Linked DNA regions of Homo sapiens: region 2 is linked to region 1. A link is a contact called in ENCODE Hi-C data. All regions are on one chromosome and are shown on one strand. The core of a region is the stretch at or near the end of the contact, and the rest is flanking DNA. Distances in the headings are between cores, read along the strand shown. Region 1 overlaps MYO5A (myosin VA). Region 2 holds the start of RAB27A (RAB27A, member RAS oncogene family).

Evidence for each region. Hi-C counts contacts between places; a loop is a spot of excess contacts on that map. Pooled maps may share reads with other maps.
Region 2: a map with no recorded cell type shows a loop between it and region 1 (3-fold over the local background). The contact joins the promoter of RAB27A here to the enhancer-like site in region 1. A Hi-C loop is called at or near these places in 4 of 37 single-sample maps with no recorded cell type and 2 of 50 pooled maps.

Annotation. Positions count from the first base shown.
Region 1 is chr15:52,464,889-52,471,762 of GRCh38, reverse strand. All of the region lies in intron 1 of MYO5A (myosin VA), which reads left to right. Among named protein-coding and RNA genes, the nearest start is that of MYO5A, 61 kb to the left of the region's middle. RefSeq lists enhancers at 5,311-5,600, 5,245-6,000. Within about 2 kb of position 5,467, at least 10 of the 41 ENCODE cell types and tissues checked have a DNase peak (open chromatin) inside an H3K27ac peak, as active enhancers do.
Region 2 is chr15:55,285,927-55,292,944 of GRCh38, reverse strand. RAB27A (RAB27A, member RAS oncogene family) reads left to right here and starts at 3,132. Exons shown (of 7, transcript NM_183235.3): 1 at 3,132-3,229. RefSeq lists an enhancer at 2,665-2,814 and a silencer at 2,915-3,444.

The DNA.
Region 1 (6,874 bases), core at 4,218-6,717:
TGCACCACTGCATGTCAGCCTGGGGCAACAGAATGAGACCCTGTCCACCCCACCCCAGCTCTCCCCAAAAATAAAATCATTGAGGAGAAAGGATATCTGCCTGAAAGAAGTTGCTTTTTTTGTTTTTGTTTTTTTGTTTGGGGTGTGTGTGTGTGTGTGTGTGTGTGTGTTTTAGAGACAGAATCTGGCTGTGTTGCCCAGGCTGGCCTCAAGTTGCTGGGCTCAAACGATCCTCCTACCTCAGTGTCCCAAGTAGCTGGGACTACAGGTGCACACTACCATGCCTGGCTAAACAGATTTCCTTTTTCTTTTTCTTTTTTCAAATGAGACAGAGTCTCACTATGTTGCCGAGGCTGGTCTCAAACTCCTGGGCTCAAGCGATCCTCCCACCTTGGTCTCTCAGAGTGCTGGGATTACAGGCGTGAGCCACTGCACCTGGCCCCGAACTGATTTTTAATGCACACAAAAGTGCCCTATTCTGGAAAATAATGCCACAAAAGACATTTACTAGTAAGGAAGAGAATTGAGTACCAGGATTTAAGGCAGGAAGGGACAAGATAACTGTACTATTTTGTGCAAATGCAGTCAAGTTTATAATCAGGACTATCTTTATCTATAAAGCTGCTAATCCATGAGCCTTGAAGGGAAAAGATAAATACTAGCTGCCAGTCTTTTAAGTGGACCCCAAGAAGGTCTGGACAACAAGAACTCTTTTTCCTTTCCTTTTTTTTTTTTTTTTTGAGATGGAGTCTTGCTCTGTCGCCCAGGCTGGAATGCAGTGGCGTGATCTCGGCTCACTGCAACCTCTGCCTCCCGGGTTCAAGCAGTTCTCCTGTCTCAGCCTCCCAAGTAGCTGGGACTACAGGCGCCTGTCACCATGCCCGGCTAATTTTTGTGTTCTTAGTAGAGATGGGGTTTCACCATGTTGGCCAGCCTGGTCTCGAATGCCTGACCTCGAGTGATCCGCCCTCCTTGGCCTCCCAAAGTGCTGGGATTACCGATGTGAGCCACTGTGCCCGGCCAAGAACCCTTTTTCTGAATTGGTTCCATTGATGCCTTGTCCCTGATGTGAGGGAATACCTTGTCAGTAAGGAATGGCCTTTTTTTGAGGGGGGATGGAGTTTCACTCTTATTGCCCAGGCTGGAGTGCAATGGTGCGATCTTGGCTCACCACAACCTCCACCTCCCAGGTTCAAGGGATTCTCCTGCCTCAGCCTCCCGAGTAGCTGGGATTACAGAGATGCGCCACCACGCCGGCTAATTTTGTGTTTTTAGTAGAGACGGAGTTTCTCCATGTTGGTCCGGGTGTTCTCGAACTCCCCACCTCAGGTGATCTGCCTGCCTCGGCCTCCCAACGTGCTGGTTTTACAGGCGTGAGCCACTGCGCCTGGCCCAAGGATGGCCTTTTAAAGTTCCTTTGATATTGGGCAATGTCCCTGGCCACCTAGAACCCTATGAATTCAACACCAAAGCTATCAAAGTGGTCTACTTGCCCCCAAACACAGCACGTCTAATTCAGCCTCTAGATCAGGGGGTCATAAGAACCTTTAAGCTTCATTACACATGGTACTCTGTGGAAAGAATTGTCAATGCTATGGAAGAAGACCCCCAACAGAGGGAACGTCATCAGTGTCTGGAAGGATTACACCATTGAAGGTGCCATTATTGTTATAGAAAACGCTGTGAAAGCCATGCAGCCCAAAACAATAAATTGGTGCTGTAGAAAATCGTCCAGATGTTGTGAATGCCTTCGTAGGATTTACAACAGTGCCAATCAAGGAAATCATGAAAGAGATTATGGATGTGGCAAAAAGGGTGGGGAGTGAAGAGTTTTGGGCTATGAATCTTGGAGAAATTCAAGAGCAAATAGACACTACACCAAAGCAATTAACGGAAGCCAACTTGATGGAGATGAGTATATCTGAACCAGTGCCGGACTGTGAGAAAAAAGATACAGAAGTAGCAGTGTCAGGAAGCAAATTGACATTAGACAATCTAGCAGAAGAGTTCTGATTTTTCAAGACTGCTTTTGACTTCTTTTACATGAACCCTCCTATGATTTGGGCACTGAAACAAAATCAAACAGTTGCAGAAGGATTGGTACCCTTATAGAAACATTCTTAGAGAATGGAAAAGCAAAAAAGACAGAAATTATGACGTATTTCTGTAAAGTTACACTAAGTGTGCCTGTTTCTCCTGCCTCCCCTTCTGTCTCCTCTATCTCTGCTGCCTCTGTCATCCCTGAGGCAGCAAGACCAAGCCCTCCTCTTCCTCCTCCTCCTCAGCCTACTCAGTATGAAGATGACAAGGTGAACACCTTTATGATTCTCCACTTCCACTTACTAAATAGTAAATATATTCTTTTCCTTTTGATTTTCTTAATAAGTTTCTTTTCTCTAGCTTACTTTATTGTAAAAATATGGTATTTTAATACATATACAGAATATGTGTTAATCAACTGTTTATGTTATCAGTAAAACTTCTGGTCAATAGGAGGCTATTAGTAGTAGTAAAGTTTTTGGGGAGTCAAAAGTTACACACAAATTTCCAACTGTGCAGGGGATTGGCACTGCTTACCCACATGTTGTTCAAGGGTCAACTGTATATTATTATAGTTAACCTTTACACTAATATACATATATGAATTAGCCTTTGTGTAATTTCCAATTTTTCACTTTTACAAACAATGCTGCAGAACATTTTTAGAAATAATTATTTGTATTTTTTAGTATCTCCGTGGGAAAATTTTATATATGAACTTTCTGATTCAAGGATATGTATATTTTAAAAACTTTTGGTTTTATTGTAAAAATAGTACTTACTCATGAAAAAATGAGAAATATGGAAGTATGTAAAGTACAAAATTAAAGGTTCCCTCACCACCTATTTCAGTATGCATCCCTGAAATATGTATTTCACATTGTTGAAGAAATTACCAAATTGCTCTCTCAAAGGTTGTGCCTGTTGATTCCATCACCAATATATGAAAATACCTGTTTGTCCACTTTCTTCCTAACACAGGTTATTTTCAATCCTTTAAATATTTTCAAATTTAATTTGCAACTTTTAAATATTTTGTTATTATGTTTTATAGAGACAGGGTCTGTCTCTGTCACCAAGGCTGGAGTGCACTGGCATGATCATAAATCACTACAGCCTTGAACTCCTGGGCTCAAGTGGTTCTCCCACCCCAGCCTCCCAAGTAACTGGAACTACAGGTGCACACCACCACACCCAGCTAATTAAAAAAAATTTTTTTTACATTTTTGTAGAGACGGGGTCTCACCGTCTTGCCCAAGCTGGGCTTGAACTCCTGGGCTCAAGCAGTACTCCCACCTCAGCCTCTCAAAATGCTGGGATTATAGATATTAGCCATTGTACCTGGCCTAATACTGTATTTTAAATTTGCATTTGCTTAATTATTAGTGAGACTGCACATCTTTTTAATTTTTTATTTTTCTGAGACAGGATCTCATTCTGTCACCCAGGCTGGTGTACAGTGGTGTGACCTCGGCTCACTGCAGCCTCTGCCTTCCCAGCTCGGGTGATCCTCCCGAATAGTTGGGACAATTTTGTCTAGAGATGAGGTCTCACTGTATTGCCCAGGCTGGTCTCCAACTCCTAGGCTCAAGCAATCCTCATGCCTCAGCTTCTCAAAGTGCTGGGATTACAGACATGAGCCACTGCACCTGGTCCATCTTTTCTTTGTTTAACTTTTTAAATGGTGCTTCTGTTCGCTACCTGTTTTTTTCTTTTGCCTATTTGCTACTAGGTTGTTTATCTTTTTCTTATTAATTCGCTGATATGTGAGGTTTTGTTTTATGAAGCTTAATCTTGCTGGACATAAAATTATTGGCTGCTAGGTTTTTCTTTTTTCTTTCATCACTTTGAAAATGCCATCCCATTCTCTTCTGGCCTGTGAGAGTTCTGCTGAGAAGTGTGCCATTAGTCTGATGGGGTTTCCTTTATAGGCAACTAAGTGTGCTTTTCTCTTGCCGATTTAAAATTTTTTTCCTTCACTTTGACTTTAGACAGTCTGATGATAATATGCTGTGGTGAAGTTTTTTTTGCAGTTTATTTTCCTGGGGATTGCTGGGCCTCCTGTAGCTGGATGTCTAAATCTCTTTCTTGACTTGGGAAATTTTCATCAATTATTTCCTTAAATAGGTTTTCAGAACTTTTTGCATTTTCTTCCTCCTTGAGAATACCAATAATTCGTAAGCTTGGTTGCCTTATGTAGACCCTAATATCTTGATGTCTTTATTCATTCTTTTTTCCTCACTTTTGTCTGATTATGTTATTTCAAAAGACTTGTCTTCAAGTTTTGAGATTCTTTTTTTCTGCTTAGTCTAGTCTATTTTTGAAGCATTTCAAATGTATTTTGTAATTCCTTCAATAATTTTTCAGACCCAGAATTTCTGTTTGTTTTTGAAATCTGTCTCCTGTAAATTCCTCATGTGCATCCTAAATTGATTTTCTGATTTTCTTTATATTAGTTTGCAGATTTCTCTTGCATCTCATTGAGCTTCTTTAAAATCAATACTTTGAATTATTTATCGACATTTCAAGGATTTTTGTTCTGCTTAGGATCTATTGCCAAATAATTATTTTGTTCCTTTGAGGGCGCCATAATACCTTGCTTTTTCATACTTCCTATATGTTGATTTCTGTGTATCTGAAGATGTGACTATGATGCTGATTGGGTAGGGCCATTTGTCTGCATGAAGTGACAAAGACTTTGTATGATTTCCTTGGATATACATAGCCTTAATGCGGTAGCTTTCTTGAATGCTGGTTGTAGTGGCGTACCAGGCAGTGAGCAGACACACAACCTCCTGTGCAGCTGTGATGTCATGGGTGATAGGGGCAGTAGTTGTGAGAAGCTCTTCTCTTTCTCAAGTGCTGTGCTCTTGTGTTAATTGTTGCAGTGGGCTCTTCAGGCTGTCCCAGAAGGTGGATTGGGCCATGGAACCCCCAGGGGCCTGGATCCTGCACCCTATCTTGGAGTGGGGGGCAAAGCTGGAATGGAGCTAAGTTAGCTAGGCCTGCACTCAGACCACCTACCCTGATGGGAGTGGCTACCTACCCTGATTTAGGCCTCTGGTAAAATACCTGGGTTAGGGCTGACCACTGTTATGCTGATGTCTCAGCCTGGGAAGGGAGGGTGGTTCTAGCTTCACAGCCTTGGCTGGCAGACATGGGACCTGCTTCCCTCTTACACCCCAGTCTTGGCAAGGTTCATGCCCCCATCTCAACTATGTTAGCCAGTCTGGCTGTTCACTTAGTCACTACAGTTTGCTTCTCGTCTGCAGTGCAGTCTTGGGCTATAGGAGTCACTGTGCAGCTCAATACTACACCTCTCTGGCACTTCTCCTCCTCTGGTCCATGGGTGGGGTTGGGGGGAGCCCAGTTTCAGCACCAGCAGCTGGAGCCCATACCACACTCATTTCTCAGTTCTGGCTGTGGGAGCCCCTCCCACAGGTTTCAGTTCCCCAAGCCCCAGCCTGAGTCTCTCTACTGCCAAAGACTGCTGCTGCTGTGGCTAGCTCCCAGGCGTGTGAGGTGCAGCTTGCTAAGTAAGAGCTAGGAAAGAGAATAGGGTCCTGCTGTAGGTGTCCAGTCTGAAGGAATGCCTGGGATACTTCCTCAAGCAGTTCCTTCTCACAGTCTCCTGGCTGCTCCGCATGTTAGATCTAGGGCTTAGAAGGGGCAAGGTACTTTCCTGTGGTCTGGATTGCTCGATTCCCTAGTGGGAAAGTGGACCACAGAGAGATATGTACCCTTTTCCATATTGGGGATTCACTCCTGGTTTTTGGCCGGTCCTGGCCATACGGGCTACCTACCTTCCTTCTTCTCAGATTTTGGAGTTTCTTTTTGCTTTTCTGTTGGACTCATTGCTTTTCATGTCAAACATATTATCATGGATAATATGTTCAAAGTATGATTGTCTACACACTATTTTGGTTCTTCTGAGTTTATGAAGTGTGCTAGAAAAGCCTCTAGTCAGCCATCTTGGGCGAAAAAAATCTCAAGATGTATCTTTTTCTTAATGATTTGTAAGAGTTCTTTTTAAAAGTCTTTTTAAATTTATTCTATTTATTTTCTAGAGACAGGGTCTTGCTCTGTTGCTCAGGCTGGAGTGCAGTGGCATGATCATAGCGCACTATACTTTCGAATTCCTGAATTCAAGCAATCCTCCTGCCCTAGCCTCCCAAGTAGCTGGGACTACAGGCAAAAGTTCTTTATACATTAAGGGACTTTGCTTTTTTACAAATATATTTTTGGTCACCCTGTATTTTGGGTTTGTTTATGATGTATTTTGGCACCCAGAAGTTTTTTATTTTTCTGAAAAATATTTTATACCAACCATTCTTTCAAAATTATAAAACCTAGATCAACTTTCATAGCTGCTTTTCTCGGCTAAAATTAAGCTAAAAGGACACTTAATAAAAGGGGCAAGGATAGGGGATCATGGGAGGAGTTAATAAGAAAGCATCATGCAGCCCAAAGTTTAACACTTCCACTTAAAGATGCAGGCCAACAGGGCTTTTTTGCTTAAGGTGTCTCAGCCAGCAGCAAGATGGCCTACTCATTTGCCCTCTCAAAGCCAGCTCATTATAGAATTCCGTAATAATCTTGCCCTGACCTTACTACCAAGGCTGCTGTTTCCAGGTCAAGAATCTCCCTTCTAGTGCTCATCATTAATGAGGTAATACCAGTGAAATGTCCCTCCTTGCCCCTGCCCTTAGGTAAAGCTGACTCCCAGTGTGGCCAATACAGTCTCTATTTGCCTAATATGGATGACATTTTGGAAGCAATTATGTGTATATTAGATAAATCCTGTCTACAGGCTAAATGTGAGTGACAGTCATAT
Region 2 (7,018 bases), core at 1,883-4,382, 2.8 Mb before region 1:
ACTCTTTTTTTGGATTCCTTTTTGAACTTCCATTGCTCATGCCTTAAATGCTGGGTGTTCATCTGGGTTCTGTAACAAGCCTATTGCCCTCTCAGCTCACTTTCTAGATTAGCTCATTGATTCTAATGCCTTCCAGTACCTTTTGGGTAATAGCTACAGCACATGTTTTCTGTGCTTCAGATAGGCCTGTTTGACTACATACTAAACAGCTTCACTTGGATATTCTGTTGGTGCTAGTGTGTCAAAATGGAAATGTCCTAAACTCATCACTATGGCCTATTTCACCCTTCCTCCTGGTTGCAACTAGGTTTTCTTCCTGTTGCTTAATGGTTTCTTGTTGCCCAAACCAGAAACTGGGCATCCCCATGGACTACTGCCTCTCTTTCACACCCCTACATCCCAGTCCTCTTGATTCACTCTCCTAAATATGTCAAATATGTCCATTCATCTCCATCCTTATGGCCACTGCCGTAATCAGATCGCTATTATCCCTCACTTGGATTACAGCGTGCTAATTGACCTCTCAGACCCATTCTTAGAACCATTAAAAACTTGAGTTCTGAGTTTTAGGCCTGGCTGTGCCACTTATTAGCTGCATGATCTTGGTCAGACTGCTTAATCGCTTTAGGACTCAGTTTCCTCATCTGTAATACAGAGGTAAGAATAGTACCTACTTCATAAAGTAGTTGTAAGACACGTATGAGGTGATGTAGTCAAAACTATTAGCATATTGGCTGACTCATAGTAAATGATCAAGAAATGTTAGTTATGATCATGATCATCATTGCAGGGTTATTCACCGCACAGCCTCTGTTATTTCTCCATTTTCTTTTCTGATTGCTTTCAGTCTTTCAGCTTTTCTGAACCTCTTCCTGTTGCTCCAGTGTTGAATGCTATCTTTTGCTTCCAGGCCTTCCCTCTGCTCCATTTTCCTGGAATTCTCTTCTCCCTTGCCCCTTGCCCTCATTCATTCTAAGTTTATCCTTAACTTTCTCTTGATTTGGTGTCATTTATCTGTGCTCCAATAACACTCTTTAACTTCCTTTATTGAGGCTCTTATCTCACTACTGGAGTTGCCTACTTATTCGATGGTCTCTCAAGTAAGTCCTGACGTCAGGGACCAGTTTACCTTGTTTACTAATAGGGTGCCTGACTTGATGAATGAGTGAATGAATGGGTGATGAATGGGCCATAGCACCATCCTAGGTTTTCTGATCTCCTGTCTGGTATACTCCTGGTGAGAGCCTTGCCTGGCCACAGGAGTGGGGAAAGCTGAAGGCAGGCTTTCCCTGTGCCATATCAGCCATTAGCAATTACTACATTATTGGTTTCCCAGATTTTAGCTGATCAGTGATTCCCAGGACTATTCCTCTGGACATGAACATGAGGCTACCTTTTCCCTTTTTTTTTTTTTTTTTTTTTTTTTTTTTTTTTGAAACAGAGTCTCGCTCGGTCGCCCAGGCTGGAGTGCAGTGGCGCCATCTCGGCTCATTGCAACCTCCACCTCTCGGGTTCAAGCGATTCTCCTGCCCTCAGCCTCCTAAGTAGCTGAGACTACAGGCGCGTGCCACGACGCCCTGCTAATTTTTTGTATTTTTAGTAGAGACGGGGTTTCACCGTGTTAGCCAGGATGGTCTCGATCTCCTGACTTCGTGATCTGCCGGCCTCGGGCTCCCAAAGTGCTGGGATTACAGGCGTGAGCCACCTAACCCGGCCTTTTTCTCTCTTAACCTCACCAACAGTCTGATGGCCCTTCTCTCACACGGGAAGAGCTCTTGAAGTTATCAACCTGTTAGGACATTTGTTATCTCTAAACCCGAGTTTACTGTGTTATGTTTGCCTGGAAATGTTATATCAAATGTATGAAATTGCCAACTGTTTGTAATTTCATATGGTTCATCCTATATGTGATTTTGTAAATTGGACCCACCTGAGAAGCTAACTGCTGTAATGCCAACTGTGAGTAGCTACAGACTGGAAAGGTGATGGAGTTGACCGGGTGGGCCTGCGACAGCTGGAATTTGCGGTGGAGGTAGACACAAGTCAGCGAGACGGCTTAGAAGGCAGAAGGGAAGCTGAACTAAGGCTTCTCAACATTTTACTCTGCTTAGAAGTGGAAACATTTGGTTCAAAGGGCCTTTGCCTTAGACTCCATAGGGACAGGCCCAAGGGCTGCTGTTCACACCTCCTGGCCACTGAGAGGGATGAACTTGGCTGCCTCTGAGTGGGAACCACGAGGTCTGACCCCCTACGCAGTCCCAGGTTCACTACCCCGCAGGCCGGAGCGACACCGTTGGCGCTGGGAGAAGAGAGCCGCTGGGTGGCAGCAAAGGCGCGCAGGTTTCTTCCGACAGAGGCGGTTCCTTAACATACTGTAGTTTTCTTCTTTTTAAACTCATTGCTCTAACACTCTTAGAAATTTACAGTGGTTTTATATTCTTGAATTACACAGTGTGAGCAGAGACTCCGTTTGCCATTTCCTCCCGGAATTACATTGATTTTTTTCCTGCGAAATTTTTTACTTATTTTTCTCCCATGTTATTTCCAGGAATCCTGGGCATTCCCTTGCCCCGGAAACGCCGTGTCCAGGCCGACCTAAGCCAGGAGCCGCAGGGGCGGGAAGCCGGGGGCAGGGCCGGGCCTGGGACGCCGCCTCAGGAGCCGCGCGGACTCGGGAACCTCGGGCGGGGCCGGCGTGAGTACGCCCGGCACCTCCGGCTGCTACGGTGGCGACCGCGAACTGATGCCGTGGAAAACACCCTTAGAACATGGCTTTTTGGGGAGGTGAATAGGGGAGAGTCCCCAAACGACACCTCGCCGCGCACCGGTCCTTGGTGCAGTTTGTAAATGTCCCTCCTGTGTCCCAAAACGAAAACACTCCTATATTTTGTAGCGCCTTCCAGAATGGGGCAGCGGAAACTAGTGTTGGGACAAAGGAGGCGAGCGGGGCCTTTTCGGGGCTCACAGAGGACCCCTCGGAGGCGCGGCCGCCGGGGAGAGCGCGACAGCACCCCGCCCCCCGCCAGCCGGGCGGGGGCCGCTCCCGAGGTGACAGGAGAAGGCGGGAGGTGGAGGAGAGAAGGTCCCGCCCCACCTCGCTCTCCTTTACGGGAAGTGATGTGGGGCCAGGCGGAAAATACCCGCCAACGACCCAAAAAAGGCCGGCGGCGGGTGGACGCGGCGCGCGAGGACCCGAGCCAGGCGGGGACAGGACGGCGGGGCGAGCCAGGTGAGGGGGCCTGAGGAGCGGGAGGCGCGCGGCGGGTCCGGTCCCTCCGGGAGGGCCGAGCGAGGCGTCCCCCTGGGGCCGTCCTAGGGCTGGGGTCCGAGTGCGCCGCCCTTCCTCCCCGCCTCCAGGCGCCCGAGCCCGCCTGAAGAGTGGCTTCTCTCCCAGGCCCTCAGCGCAGACCCCAGTGATGACAACTGCCTGGTGCTGGCCAGGTGCGGTCCCAGGTCCGGCCAGGGTCTCAGATCGCCTCCGGGTTGCATCCAGGTGGGAGGATGCCCATCAGGGGTAGGAAACTTTCCAGGAGGGAAAGGAGGAAAGTCCCCGACCTCCCGCACGCCCCCCGGTTCATTCCTCCCTCTTTTGCTTTCAGTTTAACTGTTTAACCTGGTTGCCCTCCGGTTGGTGAGGGTCTGGACTGCAGACTAGCTGCGAGGGAGGGGCTCTCTCTTCTCCTGTCAGTTAGACTGAAAACTACCTGGCAGCCAGGCCCTCCGGTCGGGACTGGTGGTGGTGCAGATATGATGACAGGCTTTGGTAACTATTGCCAAAGCCTGTCTCTGTCCCAATAGATCACCAGTTCAGCAAAGTCAGGCCTGAAGCGAAGGGAGTCTTGTGAGCCCTGGACTGAGGAGCCTTCCCAGCCTTTCCGCTCCTGCTGGCCACCTGGGCCCACATGGCCTCAGGGTCTTCTGCCACAGGGTCCTTACCCCTACAGCTTAACAGCTGTTCTTTCCTTCTGGATGGATTCTCACATTTTATGGTTGGTTGATCAGTCAGATGTTGGAATTGGGGGTAGAGGGATTATAGAGTTGTGTGTGCTATTTAAGTTTTCTGTAATCATTGCTAATTAAATTTGTTGATTCTCCACTCACTGTTCTTGTTCTTTTTTTTTTTTCGGCCTTAAAAACTTGCTTTAGAGGGAAAATACAATCTGGAAAACAGTTTCTGCAGATGGTTAGAAGTGAAGAAAGGTTAATATAATGCTGAAGGAACTTGACTGAGGATCATTATTTTCTGTATTTTATGTTGGTTTATGTTGTTTTATGTTTTCATTCCTACTTTTTTCTTCCTTCCTTTCTACCATTCTCTCTTCCTCCCTCCCTCCCTTTTTTCTTCCTTCCTTAATTTCTGTGACGTGCCTTGATTTTTAATTTCGTTGAAGTATATTTAATCTATTTTTCCTTTTTTTTCTTTTGAGACAGAGTCTCACTCTGTCGCCCAGGTAGGAATGCGGTGGCATGATCTTGGCTCACAGCAACCTCCGCTTCCTGGGTTGAAGTGATTCTTTTGCTTCAGACTCCAGAGTAGCTGGAATTACAGGTGTGTGCTACCATGCTTGGCTAATTTTTGTATTTTTAGTAGAGGCGGGGTTTTGCTATGTTGGCCAGGCTGGTCTTGAACTCCTGACCTCAAGTGATCAACCTGCGTCAGCCTCCCAAAGTGCTGGGATTATAGGCTTGAGCCACTGCACCGAGCCTATTTTTCCTTTTGTTGTTTGTGCTTTTGATGTCAAAGTTAAGAAAACATTGTCAAATTCAAGATCATGAAGATTTATACTTATGTTTTCTTCTAAAAGTTTTATAGTTTTTAGCTCTTACATTTCATTCTTTGACCCATTTTAAGTTAATTTTTAAATATGGTGTGAGGCAGGGGGTCTGACTTCAACTTTTTGCATGTGGATATCCAGTTCTTTCAGCACCATTTGTTTAAAAGACTGTTCCTCTTTGAATAGTTTTGGCACCTCTGTTGAGATAAATTGACCATGAATGTAAAGGTTTATTTCTGGACTGTCAGTTCTATTCCATTGATCTGTATGTCTGTCCTCAGGCTAGTATCATACTACCTTGATTATTGTAGCTACATAGTGTTTTGAAATCAGGATATGTGAGTCCTCCAACCTTGTTCTTTTTCAAGATTGTTTTGACTATCCAGTCCCTTGAATTTCCATATGAATTTTTTTTTTTTTTCGAGATGGAGTTTTGCTCTTATTTACCAGGCTGGAGTGCAATGGCACGATCTCAGCTCACTGCAACCTCCGCCTCCCTGGTTCAAGTGATTCTCCTGCCTCATCCTCCTGAGTAGCTGGGATTACGGGCATGTGCCACCATGCCTGGCTAATTTTATATTTTTAGTAGAGACAGGGTTTCTCCATGTTGGTCAGGCTGGTCTCGGACTCCCGATCTCAGGTGATCTGTCTGCCTCAGCCTCCCAAAGTGCTGTGATCATAGGCATGAGCCACCATGCCTGGCCTTCCACATGAAATTTAAAGTCAGCTTCTCAATTTCTATTGTTTTGGTTCTAAAATAGATGTAAGGGTTTTAAAGTGAGCAACAATCTCTAGGAGCCAGATTTTTGAGTTTTCTCTCCCAAAGCTGCTTTTCCCCTAGTCTTCTCCATCTTAGTGAATGGCAACTTCACTCTTCCAGATGCTCACACCAAACACCCTGAAATCACTCTTGATTCTTTCTCTTATACCCCACATTAAATTCCTCAGCAGGCCGGGTGCGGTGGCTCACGCCTGTAATCGCAGCACTTTGGGAGGCCGAGACAGGTGGATCACGTGAGGTCAGGAGTTCAAGACCAGGCTGGCCAACATGGTGAAGCCCTGTATCTACTAAAAATACAAAAATTAGCGGGGCGTGGTGGTGGGTGCCTGTAATCACAGCTACTCAGGAGGCTGAGGCAGGAGAATCGCTTGAACCCAGGAGGCGGAGGTTGCAGTGAGCTAAGATCGTGCCATTGCACTCCAGCCTGGGCGACAGAGTGTGAGTCCGTCTCAAAAAAAAAAAAAAAAAAAAAAAAAGAATACATCTAGGATGATAACCATTTCTCACCACTTCTGCTGCTTCCACCAAGTTCTATCATCTCTGTCACCTGGATTACTGCAAAAGCCTTCTGAAGGGCTTCCCTGCTTCCACCCTTACTGCTCCACACTCTATTCTTAACACAGCAGCCAGAGTCTATTATGTCACTCTGCTTGAAACTCTCCAGTGGCTTTTTATCTCAGAAGTGACAGAGTCCTCACCATGGTCTATACAACCCTTGCATGGAGTGCGGCTTCATCTGCTATCACTCTTGCCTTTGCTGACTCTGCTCCAGCCATACCTCAGGACCTTTGCACTTGTTTCCTCTGCCTGGAATGCTCTTCCCCTCAGATGTCTGCATGGCTTTCTTATTTATTTCATTCAGGTGAAAAGTCATTTTTCTGGAGAGGCCTTCTTAGACCACTCCATCTAGAATAGTATCCCTCACCTATCCCATCATTTTCTGCCCCCTTACCTTGCCTTGTTTTCTTTCGAGTATTTATAGAACTGTCATACACAGACCAGCACACACACACAACATTTGTCTTTCACTGGTAGAAGACAAGCTCCAGGATGGCCAGTAATCTGCCTTGTTCACTGTGATGTCCATAGCACATAGAATGGTTTCTGACATATATTAAGCACTCAAAGAGATATGTGTTGAACTAATGAAAAAGGGAACAGAAGACAGAGCAATAGGGATCATTCTGCCATTTCTCCCATCCAAGTACTAACCAGGCCCAACCCTGCTTGGCTTCCAAGATCAGAGGAGATCGGGCACATCCAGGATGGTATGTCTGTAGAGTGTTCTGCTATTTCTTTCCCACTATTCCATCCATTTTTTTCTAAGAGAAGCAATGTCTATAGATACACCAACATCTCCTAAGTCTCTCGTCTTCTGTCCTACTTTCCCAAAAATAATAGTCTTATCTTCCTTAAAAAGGGAAAGGTCAAATAAGTAGAAAGGTGAGGATTTTGGTCCCTC